3 separate regions of the Homo sapiens genome follow, and regions 2 and 3 are each linked to region 1. The links are chromatin contacts, found by Hi-C or POLR2A ChIA-PET in ENCODE. All regions are on one chromosome and are shown on one strand. The core of a region is the stretch at or near the end of the contact, and the rest is flanking DNA. Distances in the headings are between cores, read along the strand shown.

The links. Hi-C counts contacts between places; a loop is a spot of excess contacts on that map. ChIA-PET counts read pairs that join two places held with the same protein, here RNA polymerase II (POLR2A). Pooled maps may share reads with other maps.
Region 2: a pooled map shows a loop between it and region 1 (4-fold over the local background). The contact joins the promoter of GLI1 here to the promoter of NEMP1 in region 1. A Hi-C loop is called at or near these places in 1 of 168 maps with a recorded cell type or tissue (HCT116), 5 of 37 single-sample maps with no recorded cell type and 14 of 50 pooled maps. POLR2A ChIA-PET finds 5 or more read pairs at or near these places in 4 of 52 experiments (BJ, Panc1, WTC11 and 1 more).
Region 3: a pooled map shows a loop between it and region 1 (2.1-fold over the local background). The contact joins the enhancer-like site here to the promoter of NEMP1 in region 1. A Hi-C loop is called at or near these places in 1 of 50 pooled maps. POLR2A ChIA-PET finds 5 or more read pairs at or near these places in 8 of 52 experiments (A673, B cell, GM10248 and 5 more).

Annotation. Positions count from the first base shown.
Region 1 is chr12:57,077,236-57,080,655 of GRCh38, forward strand. NEMP1 (nuclear envelope integral membrane protein 1) reads right to left here and starts at 1,556. Exons shown (of 9, transcript NM_001130963.2): 1 at 1,384-1,556. The coding sequence starts at 1,510. RefSeq lists enhancers at 1,111-1,360, 1,481-1,530.
Region 2 is chr12:57,458,042-57,461,461 of GRCh38, forward strand. It overlaps GLI1 (GLI family zinc finger 1), which reads left to right and starts at 1,744. Exons shown (of 12, transcript NM_005269.3): 1 at 1,744-2,160. LOC124902947 (a long non-coding RNA gene) reads right to left here. Exons shown (of 2, transcript XR_007063335.1): 2 at 1-1,520. RefSeq lists enhancers at 1,333-1,412, 1,423-1,472.
Region 3 is chr12:56,699,344-56,702,763 of GRCh38, forward strand. No RefSeq gene overlaps it. Among named protein-coding and RNA genes, the nearest start is that of PTGES3, 13 kb to the left of the region's middle. RefSeq lists silencers at 1,412-1,566, 1,515-1,574. Within about 2 kb of position 1,493, at least 6 of the 41 ENCODE cell types and tissues checked have a DNase peak (open chromatin) inside an H3K27ac peak, as active enhancers do; they include A673, where a contact is called at or near this core.

The sequences.
Region 1 (3,420 bases), core at 306-2,805:
GCAGGAGAATGGCGTGAACCTGGGAGGCGGAGCTTGCAGTGAGCCGAGATCTGGCCACTGCACTCCAGCCTGCGCGAAAGAGGGAGACTCTGTTTAAAAAAAAAAAAAAAAAATTAGCCGGGCGTGGTGGCGGGCAAGTGTAATCCCAGCTACTCAGGAGGCTGAGGCAGGAGAATCATTTAAACCCAGGAGGCGGAGGTTGCAGTGAGCTGAGATTGCACCACTGCACTCCAGCCTGGGCAACAAGAGCAAAACTCCATCTCAAACAAACAAACAAACAAAAAAACAAAAAAAGAATTTTAAATTACTTGGGAAAATTATTGTACTACAAAATCAAACGAGAAAACTATCTCTGGTAACGACTGGCAGCCTCCAGGGAAGAGAACTAGAGTACTAACTGGATACAAATTATCAATTCATAAAAAATTAAAAATATGTGGAAAAAGATCAGAAGAAAGTGTGCTAAAATAGATTGCTTCTGAATGGATTAACAGTGTGGTTTCTGCCTGCTTCTTTATACTTAATTGTACCTTGCCAAATCATCTAAAATAAACATGCATTATTTGGCCGGTCACGGTGGCTCACACCTGTAATCCCAGCACTTTGGGAGGGCCAAGGCGGATGGATCACGAGGTCAGGAGTTCGAGACCACCCTGGCCAACATAGTGAAACCCCATTTCTACTAAAAATACAAAAATTAGCCGGGCGCGGTGGCGGGTGCCTGTAATCCCAGCTACTCCGGAGGCTGAAGCAGGAGAATTGCTTGAACCCAGGAGGCGGAGGTTGCAGTGAGCGAGATCGCACCACTGCACTCCAGCCTGAGTGACAGAGCTAGACTCCATCTCGCGGGCCGGGGGCGGTAAGGAATCAAGGTTTTACAAGAGCAGAAGATAGTAGAGATCACTGCATTTCTGTCAACTACATCCGTTCTGCCACCCGTGCCCTGCGTCCTGACAGAGCATACGCTCAGATGGTGTTTGCTGATTTGCCGAATGAATGAGATGGTCCCTTTCCCGCGGCTGCTCTGCCTGCCCAGAATGGTCCCCAGGTTTTCTCGCTTTTAACCAAGAAACTCAAGGCTTCTGCAACGAGACACAGCCCCCAGGACTGCTTCTCAACCAGTCTAGGCCTCCCTTCCTGTCTCCGCCAAAAGGCTTCAGGCTCCTCCCCACTCTGGAAGCTGCCCCAGCCCGCTTCAGGGCCCAGACCCTCAGTCCCGACGCCCACTAGCCTGCCAAGTTTCTTCCACCACACTACGCCGGCGGCCCTCGGTAGAGCCACCGCCCTTCTGCAGAGTAACGGCCCGCGCCCTCGGGACAATCCCTTTTCCAAAAATAACCCCCTCGGCACCTGCCCCCTTGGCAGCTGCTGCCCGGGCGGTACCTGTGCCGTAGACCAAGCAGCCGGAGAGGATCAAGAGTAGCCGCACTGTCCCACCGCCCCCGACTCCCGAGCCCCAGGGCCCGGGACCAACTGCCGGCGAGACCGCCACTTTCATTCCTCCCGCCATGGTTGCCTCAAGCCACCTCCTCCTCACGTGCCTTACCCCAGCAACTAACTCCGAACGGGCAACGACAGCAGCCTATCCTCTACGAAACCCGCCCCTATCAACCAATGGGATGGGCAGGGCTTCGAGCACCCAGCCCTCCAAGGGCCCTATGAGTCCCGCCCCTTAGCAACTGAAGAGAGAGGGCGGGAAAAGCAGCTTTCAGCCTATTGGAAAATGGGTTCTCACCCTAGCAGTGGCGACAGGAAGATCCCACCCCGCTAACAACATGCTTCCGTCTTCAGTTTATTTACAACTGGTGTGATTGATGGTAAGTTTAACCAATAGAAAATCGGAATGGGAGAGGCCTCCTTGACCAAACTCGGTATTTCCATAGAAGCTGTCTGAAGTTCCTTCCGTTTTCTTTCGGTTACTTTTTATCACGACCTTTCTGTTATGAGACGCCTACAATTGAGATCGCTTTATGAGTAGGACCCTGATAGGACGATTTTTAAAGTCGACTGACAAAAGTGTGGTTCTCCAAAGTCCTAAAGGATTTAAAATAGAAGTCACAAAAAAGTGTGTGTCAATATTTTATAAGCATAAACATTAGCTTTTAAAAATGTATTCATAGGATTTTTATTTTTGGAAGTAAAATTAATGTTAGGATTAAGAAAGATTCATTTATTCCTCTTATCATCTTGTGAGACAAATATAATTCTCTCCATTTAAGAAGCCAAAGCCAAGACAGCCACAGGAACCTGCCCAAGATTTCATAGTTCATCTGGTCTGTGATCCCAACCTAAATCCTACTGACTCCAAAGCCGGAGTTATTTATATGGATTAGCTGCTTCCCATTCAATGATTTAACACAGGGCCCAGCAGAGATCCAGGTGTTCAGAAACTGTTAGTAGAAATTGAAACTTTTTTTTTAAGAGGATCTGATGGTGATGGGTAGGAAAACTACAGATGATAGAGCCAAATGAATTGAGGAATTCAAGGAAGGGGGCATCTCCTGGGGAAGGTTCAAGCTTTCAAAACAAGAATTTTTTTTTTTAATGTTTTTAGAGACAGGGTCATTCTCTGACACCCAAGCTGGAGTGCAACAGCACCATCACAGCTCAGTGTAACCTTGAATTCCTGGACTTAAACCATCTTCCCACCTCAGCTTCCTAGATAGGTTGGGCTACAGGGATGCACCACCATGCCCAGCTATTTGTTTGTTTCATTGTTGTTGTTGTTGTTGTTGTTGTTATTGAGACAAGGTCTCCTTCTGTAACCCTTCTGGAATGCAGTGGTGTAACCACAGCTCACTGCAGCCTCGAACTCCCAGGATCAAATGATCCTCCCACTTCAATCTCCCAAGTAGCTGGGACTACAGGCATGAGCCACTATGTCTGGCTTAATTTTTTTTAATTACTTTTTGTAGAGACAATATCTTGCTATGTTGCCCAGGCTGACCTCAAACTCCTGGCCTCAAGTGATTATCCCACCTTGGCCTCCCAAATTACTGAAATTACAGGAGTAAGCTACTGCACCTGGTCTAAAACAAGGACCTTTTTAAAAGTCAAAATGGGCCGGGCATGGTGGCTCAGGTCTGTAATCCTAACACTTTGGGAGTCCGAGGCGGGTGGATCAACTGAGGTCAGGAGTTCGAGACCAGCCTGGCCAACATGGCAAAACCCCGTCTCTACTAAAAATACAAAAATTAGCCAGGCATGGTGGTAGGTGGCTGTAAGCCCAGCTACTCAGGAGGCTGAGGCAGGAGAATCCCTTGAACCCAGGAGGCGGAGGCTGCAGTGAGCCAAGATCGCCCCATTGCACTCCAGACTGGGTGACAGAGCAAGACTCTGTCTCAAAAGAGAAAAAAAAAAAAAGTCAAAATGGGCTGGGCATGGTGGCTCATGCCTGTAATCCCAGCACTTTTGGGAGGT
Region 2 (3,420 bases), core at 494-2,993, 380 kb after region 1:
TCTTTTTCAGTTTTAATTTCTAATGTGGTGAATTGATAGATGTAAATCATATGAACAAAAGCTCAATGATTTTTTTTTTTTTGAGACGGAGTCTCGCTCTGTCGCCCAGGCTGGAGTGCAGTGGCACAATCTCGGCTCACTGCAACCTCCACCTCCCAGGTTCAAGCGATTCTCCTGCCTCAGCCTCCTGAGTAGCTGGGACTACAGGCCTGCGCCACCATGCCCAGCTATTTTTTGTATTTTTAGTAGAGATGGGGTTTCACCATGTTGGCCAGGCTGGTCTCGGACTCCTGACTTGAGGTGATCCGCCTGCCTTGGCCTCCCAAAGTGCTGGGATTACAGGTCTGAGCCACTGTGCCTAACCTAATGACTTTTAAGAGTATAGAGGAAACCAAAAAGTTTGAGACTCACTGGTCTATAGAACTGGGTGGGGAGAAGAAAGTAAGGTGTTCTAAGAGAGCTCTTCTTGCTGGGCACCGGTGGTCCCAGCTACTTAGGAGGCTAAGGCCGGAAGACCGCTTAAACCCAGGAGTTCGAGGCTATGATCACACTTGTGAATAGCCTCTGCACTCCAGCCTGGGCAAATAGTGAGGCCCCGTCCCAAATAAAAATAAATAAATACATAAATACATAAATAGCTCCTCTGGAAGAAGGGGCTCGAGGCTGGGACAGGAGCATGTGTGGGGTGCCTTTTTTTCAGTGCCCATTAGTCTGGTCTGACTGAGCTGGGTCTCTGACCCTCTGGGGATAACTAGCCTGGGTCAAAGTCCCAGATCTCCCCCTACCTTCACCTTTTCTTTTCCCCCTTGACCCTCAGACTGAACAGTTAACCCACTGACCTTCCACACCCAAGGGGGTGGTTCTTGGAAGCAGAGCTAGGATGTGGGAGGTCTGCCTGTGGGGTTGAAAAAAAGGGGAGAGGGTGCCCTTTTTCCTTGTCATGCTTCCTCCTCTTTCTCATAAAAATCAGAGACTGAAATGCTGCCCCTCCCTTATATCCGGTCACGATGGCAATGCAAATCTAAAGAGGCAGGGCACTTCCCTGTCAGGCAGTACCGCTGGGCATAGCAACCTCTGCCTCTCCGTTTCTCAGAGCTCACATATCCACCTCCTGGGCTTTTAAGTGGGCTTTAGTGAGGGGCTCCTCCTTCAACTGGGCTCCTCCTTCAGTTCCCCAGCTCTTCTGCTTCGACTCCGAGCGGGTGTCATGTGTGAGAACGGCCAGCAGAGGGAGCAGAAAGCCTGGAAGAGCAGCTAGAGCCTGCAGTGACGTGGTGCGGAGGGGCGGCACCCTCCAGAACTTCGAGACGTAGAGCCGGGGTTCTAGGGAAAGGGGCTTCAGTCCCAGGGCTCCTTGGTGACCTCGTGAACCACACCCTGCACCCAGAGCCTCAGCCGCTGCTCCTTGCTTTTATGCTCCATAGACTCCTCACCTTCTTCCAGAGCCCCCAACCCAACTTGATTTGCCCCAAACCGCAACTCTGTCCCGGCCGCTGCAAGTTCCATCCAAAGGGTGAGGCCTGCAGATAAACCACAGGATGGCAGAATGCTCAGTTAGCACCAACCAAAGGCGACTACCCTACCTCCACTATTATCGTTCTCGGTTGAACTTCTCCCCCTGCCCCGCAATATTTTCCTCAATCTGGTTGTCGGGGCCTCTTTGGGGCCAGCCGATCCAGAAATCCAAGCCGGGATTTAGTACTCACCAACAGCAGCGTGTTCAGCCGGGGCGGGGGGGGGGGCGTAAGCAGTATAGGGTCCCTCAAGGGAGGGGGAGGATCCTGGGGGTCCTGGGGGTGCAATAAGCCCGGCACCCCTTCTCTTGCTTCCAGCTACCCCGCCTCATCCTCCAGAACGGCAAGAGGGAGGGAAATAGAAGGGAGGTGAGGGGCGAGCGGGAAGAGCGGCGGCGCGCCAGCGGCTGGAGAGAGAAAAAGTTTTTGCAAAAGGGAAAAAAAAAGTTTGCGCTTCTCGCGGGTGGTCCGGGCTTGCGGCCCGGCGGGCTGGGCCGGCGGGAGGGCTGGGGGCCAGGTTGGGGGGGTGGGGGTGGCATCGAGGCTGCGCTGCCGTGGCCCTCTCCGCCCCCCCTCCCCACCGCACACCCCCCAGCCCAGACTCCAGCCCTGGACCGCGCATCCCGAGCCCAGCGCCCAGACAGAGGTGAGAAGGGGGGGCAGGCGGGGGACCACCTGGGAGCAGTGGGGGAGGGGGCCTGAGGGGATGCTCAGCTTCTTAGGGACTCATCCCAGACCCGGGACATAGAGGCAAAATAGGGGTGGGAGAGCCTGGGGTGAGACATTAGAAACTCCAGATTTTTCACTTGTGTCTTTCTCTGTATCTTCTTTTTCTTCCCTTTTTTTCTTCTGTCAGTCTGTGTATCTCTGTCTCAGGGAACCGTGGGTCTTTGTCTCCGCCTCTCCCATATATTAGAAATATCTTACTTTCATGCGGTTAAGTTTAAGAGGCTGGAGGGATGGCTAGCTGGAGGTCTGCGTTGTAGAGAGGTAACCCCAGGTGTGTGTCTGCGCGTGGGGTAGGAAGATGTCAGTGTTTCTGAAAGGTGGGGACTGCAAAGGAGGGAGCTCCAGGTGGGGTGGGGACGGGTGTGTGGGAGGCAACAGAGCCACTAGGGGCCAGCCAGGCTTGAACCTTTGACCTGTCTTGTGACAGATGTGCCAGTGGATGCTTGTGCTTTAGGGGAAAGGAGTGTCTTCTGGACTTGGAAGGGGGCTGGGGCGGGGGGGGGCTGTCCAAGGTCTAGTGAAGGCCCTAGAATGACCCCATGCAATTTGGACTCCTGAGTCCCAAGGGCTGTGGGCAAGGAGCTCAGGAGGAGCCGGGGAGACCTTGTCTTGACCCTCTGACCTCAGGACCACCGGGGCAGCGGGAGCCAGCCGCAGGGAGACCCCTACCGGGGCTGGGCGGGACCACTGGCCACTGCCAGCCTGTGTATCCCCGTTGGCACCCCGCCCAAACGGGAGCTGGGGATCGAGGCCCCTCCTCTGGCTCAGACCACCCTGCCTGCCCTTGCTCCCCGCTCTGAATCCTCTTTCAGGTCCCATGACCCCGAAACAATCAGCACTGGGCAGCTAGCTTTCGGGACAGGATTACGGAAAGGGGACCCCGTAGAGCCTGGGGACTGAGGGTTTTAGGGGTCTGGAGAGCTGGGGTCTTCTAGGATAGGTCTTTACGTTCCAGTAGAGGGAGAAGGCGGGCGGTTTCCCGGGGGATATGTAAGGGTCGGAATAAGTGTGGTTTTCCCTAGGGGGCGGGGTCCAGAGACCTCTCCCCCTCCACCATTATCTCCCTGGCATCCCCGCCCTTGACGTCACCAGGGGGTTCCCGGGGGTCTGGAGGGGTTAACCCTTGGGAAGCCGGCTGCTATAACCAGCAACCTAAGGTGTCCGGGCCCCTCCTCCT
Region 3 (3,420 bases), core at 243-2,742, 380 kb before region 1:
CACCATCTTCGTTTTGGTGGTTTTTGGCCAGCTTCTTTACCACATGCTGGTTTTATCAGCAAAGTCTTTGTGACCTGTACCTTGGGCCAACCTCCTATTTCATCCTGTGACATAGAATGCCTGACATCCTGGCAATGCAGCCCAGGAGGTCTAAGCCTCATTTTACCCTGCTCCTATTCAAGATGGAGTTGCTCTGTTTCAAAGGCCTCTGACAGAAGTTTTTGACATAGTTGACCAGCCATTCCTTTTTCTTAAAAAGGCTGTCTTCTGTTTCTTTGTTATTTATTTTTTGAGACAGGGTCTCACTCTGTCACCCAGGATGGAGTGCAGTGGTGCCATCTTGGCTCACTGCAACCTCCACCTCATGGGTTCAAGCGATTCTCCTGCCTGAACCTCCCAAGTAGCTGTGAGTACAGGTGCGCACCGCCACACCTGGCTAATTTTTGTATTTTTAGTAGAGACAGGGTTTCATCATCTTGGCCAAGTTGGTCTCGAACTCCTGGCCTAAGGTGATCCACCTGCCTCGGCCTCCCAAAGTGCTGGGATTACAGAGGTGAGCCACGGCACCCGGCCTTATTTATTTTATCTTTTTGAGACAGGGTTTCACTCTGTCACCTGGGCTGGAGTGCAGTGGCACGATTTCTGCTCACCATAGCCTTGACCTCTGGGCTTGAGTGATCCTCCCGCCCCAGCCTCCCAAGTAGGTGGGACTACAGGCGGGCGCCATCACACCTGGCTAATTTTTTTTTTGAAAAGGAGTTTCGCTCTTGTTGCCCAGGCTGGAGTTCAATGGCCGATCTCGGCTCACTGCAACCTCCGCCTCCCGGGTTCAAGTGATTCTCCTGCCTCAGCCTCCGGAGTAGCTGGGATTACAGGGGCGCACCACCACGCTTGGTAAATCAAGGTCAAAAATTATTCTTTTTTTTTTTTTTTTTTTTGAGATGGAGTCTCGCTGTATTGCCCAGGCTGGAGTGCAGTGGCGCCATCTTGGCTCACTGCAAGCTCCGCCTCCCGGGTTCACGCCATTCTCCTGCCTCAGCCTCCTGAGTAGCTGGGACTACAGGCACCTGCCACCACGCCCGGCTAATTTTTTGTATTTTTAGTAGAGACGGGGTTTCACTGTGTTAGCCAGGATGGTCTGGATCTCCTGACCTCGTGATCCGCCTGCCTCGGCCTCCCAAAGTGCTGGGATTACAGGCGTGAGCCACTGCCCCCCGCCTTTTGTTTTTTTTTTTTTTTTTGAGAGGGAGTTTTGCTTTGTCGCCCAGGCGGGTGTGCAATGACGCGATCTCGGCTTGCTGCAACCTCTGCCTCCCGGCTTCAAGCGATTCTCTTGCCTCAGCCTTCAGAGTAGCTGAGATTACAGGTGCCTGACACCAGGCTCGGCTAATTTTTGTTTTTTTAGTAGAGACAAGGATTCACCATATTGGCCAGGCTGGTCTCAAGCTCCTGACCTCAAGTGATCCGCCCGCCTCAGCCTCCAAAAGTGCTGCTATTACAGGCATGAGCCACCGCGCCGGCCCCAAGTGACTCTCATGGGCTGGAGACACAGGCTATTATGAATTGCTAACCACAGTCTCTTAGTCTCCCTTTTAAATAACAAAAGAGGAAATTTCTTCACTTCCTGACACAACTCTCCATCATACAGTTGGCCAAGAGCAGTTAGAAACTTTCATCCTTAATTTGTGTCCTTTGGGAGTTGCTGCTTTCTTAGAGTCATTAAATGCATGTAGGCAGTGTCTGCTTCATTAAGCCAGATTTATACCAAATGAAAAGGCAGAGAAAGATCTAATTTAATGAATATTTCTTTTTTTTTTTTTTGAGACGGAGTTTCACTCGTCACCCAAGCTGGAGTGTAATTCGTGGTCTCCGGTCACTGCAACCTCCGCCTCCTGGGTTCAAGCGATTCTCCAGCCTCAGCCTTCCAGCCTCAGCCTCCCAAGTAGCTGGGATTACAGGTGCCCGCCACCACACCCAGCTAATATTTGTATTTTTAGTAGAGACAGGGGTTTCACCATGTTGGGCAGGCTGGTCTCGAACCCCTGACCTCAGGTGATCCACCCTCCTTGGCATCCCAAAGTACTGGGATTGTAGGCATGAGCCATCGCACCGGGTCTTAATTAAGATTTCTAAGAACTAGATCAACAAATCAGTGGGACTGTAAAGGCAATTCTTGGGACACAGGTCAGGAAACTCTGTGCTTAATTCAGAAATCAAAAATCCAGCAATCTCACTTCTGGGTGTTAGAACTGTAGAAAATAAAATTTTAGACCGGGCACGGTGGCTCACGCCTGTCATCCCAGGCCGAGGCGGGTGGATCACGAGGTCAGGAGATCGAGACCATCCTGGCCAACATGGTGAAACCCCGTCTTTACTAAAAATACAAAAATTAGCCTGGTGTGGTGGCGTGCGCCTGTAGTCCCAGCTACTCCGGAGGCTGAGACAAGAGAATCACTTGAACCCGAGAGGCAGAGGTTGTGGTGAGCCGAGATTGGGCCATTGAACTCCAGGCTTGGCAACAAGAGCGAAACTCTGTCTAAATAAATAAATAAATAAATAAAAATATAAAATTTTAAGCCCCCCAACTGACTGAATGGATCCCCATTTGGCCAAGAGGACCCCCAAACTCCTGAAAAAGTAGTTCAGGCAATGTGGGGAATGGGAGGCATTGAATATGCCTCATTATACTCTCTTCCCTTTGGAGTTCTGGCACAACTGACCAGCATTAACATTAAAACAGAGATCTTGGCTGGGCACTATGGCTCATGCTTGTAATCCCAGCACTTTGGGAGGCCGAGTCAGGTGGATCACCTGAGGTCAGGAGTTCGAGACCAGCCTGGCCAACATGATGAAACCCCGTCTCTACTAAAAATACAAAAAAATACAAAAAAATAAAATAAAAATTAGCTGGGTGTGGTAGTGCATGTCTGTAATCCCAGCTACTTGGGAGGCTGAGACAGAAGAATCGCTTGAATCTGGGAGGCGGAGGTTGCAGTGAACAGAGATCACACTACCGCACGCCAGCCTGGGCAACAAGAGCGAAACTCCGTCTCAGAAAAACAGAAACAACAACAACAAAAAGAGTTCGAGACTAGCCTGGCCAACATAGCAAAACCCCGTCTCTACTAAAAATACAAATGTTAGCGGGCTGTGGTGGCGTGTGTCTGTAATCCCAGCTACTCAGGAGGCTGAGGCAGGAGAATTGCTTGAACCAGGGAGATGGAGGTTGCAGTGAGTCAAGATCCTGCCACTGCACTCCAGCCCAAGGGACAGAGTGAGAGTCTGTCTCAAAAAAATAAAATAAATAAAATGAATAAAATAAAACAAGAGATTTTAAGACTGACAAACGAGGCGGGGTGCGGTGGCTCAAGCCTGTAATCCTAGCTCTTTGGGAGGTCAAGGCAGGCCGATCAGGGGTTT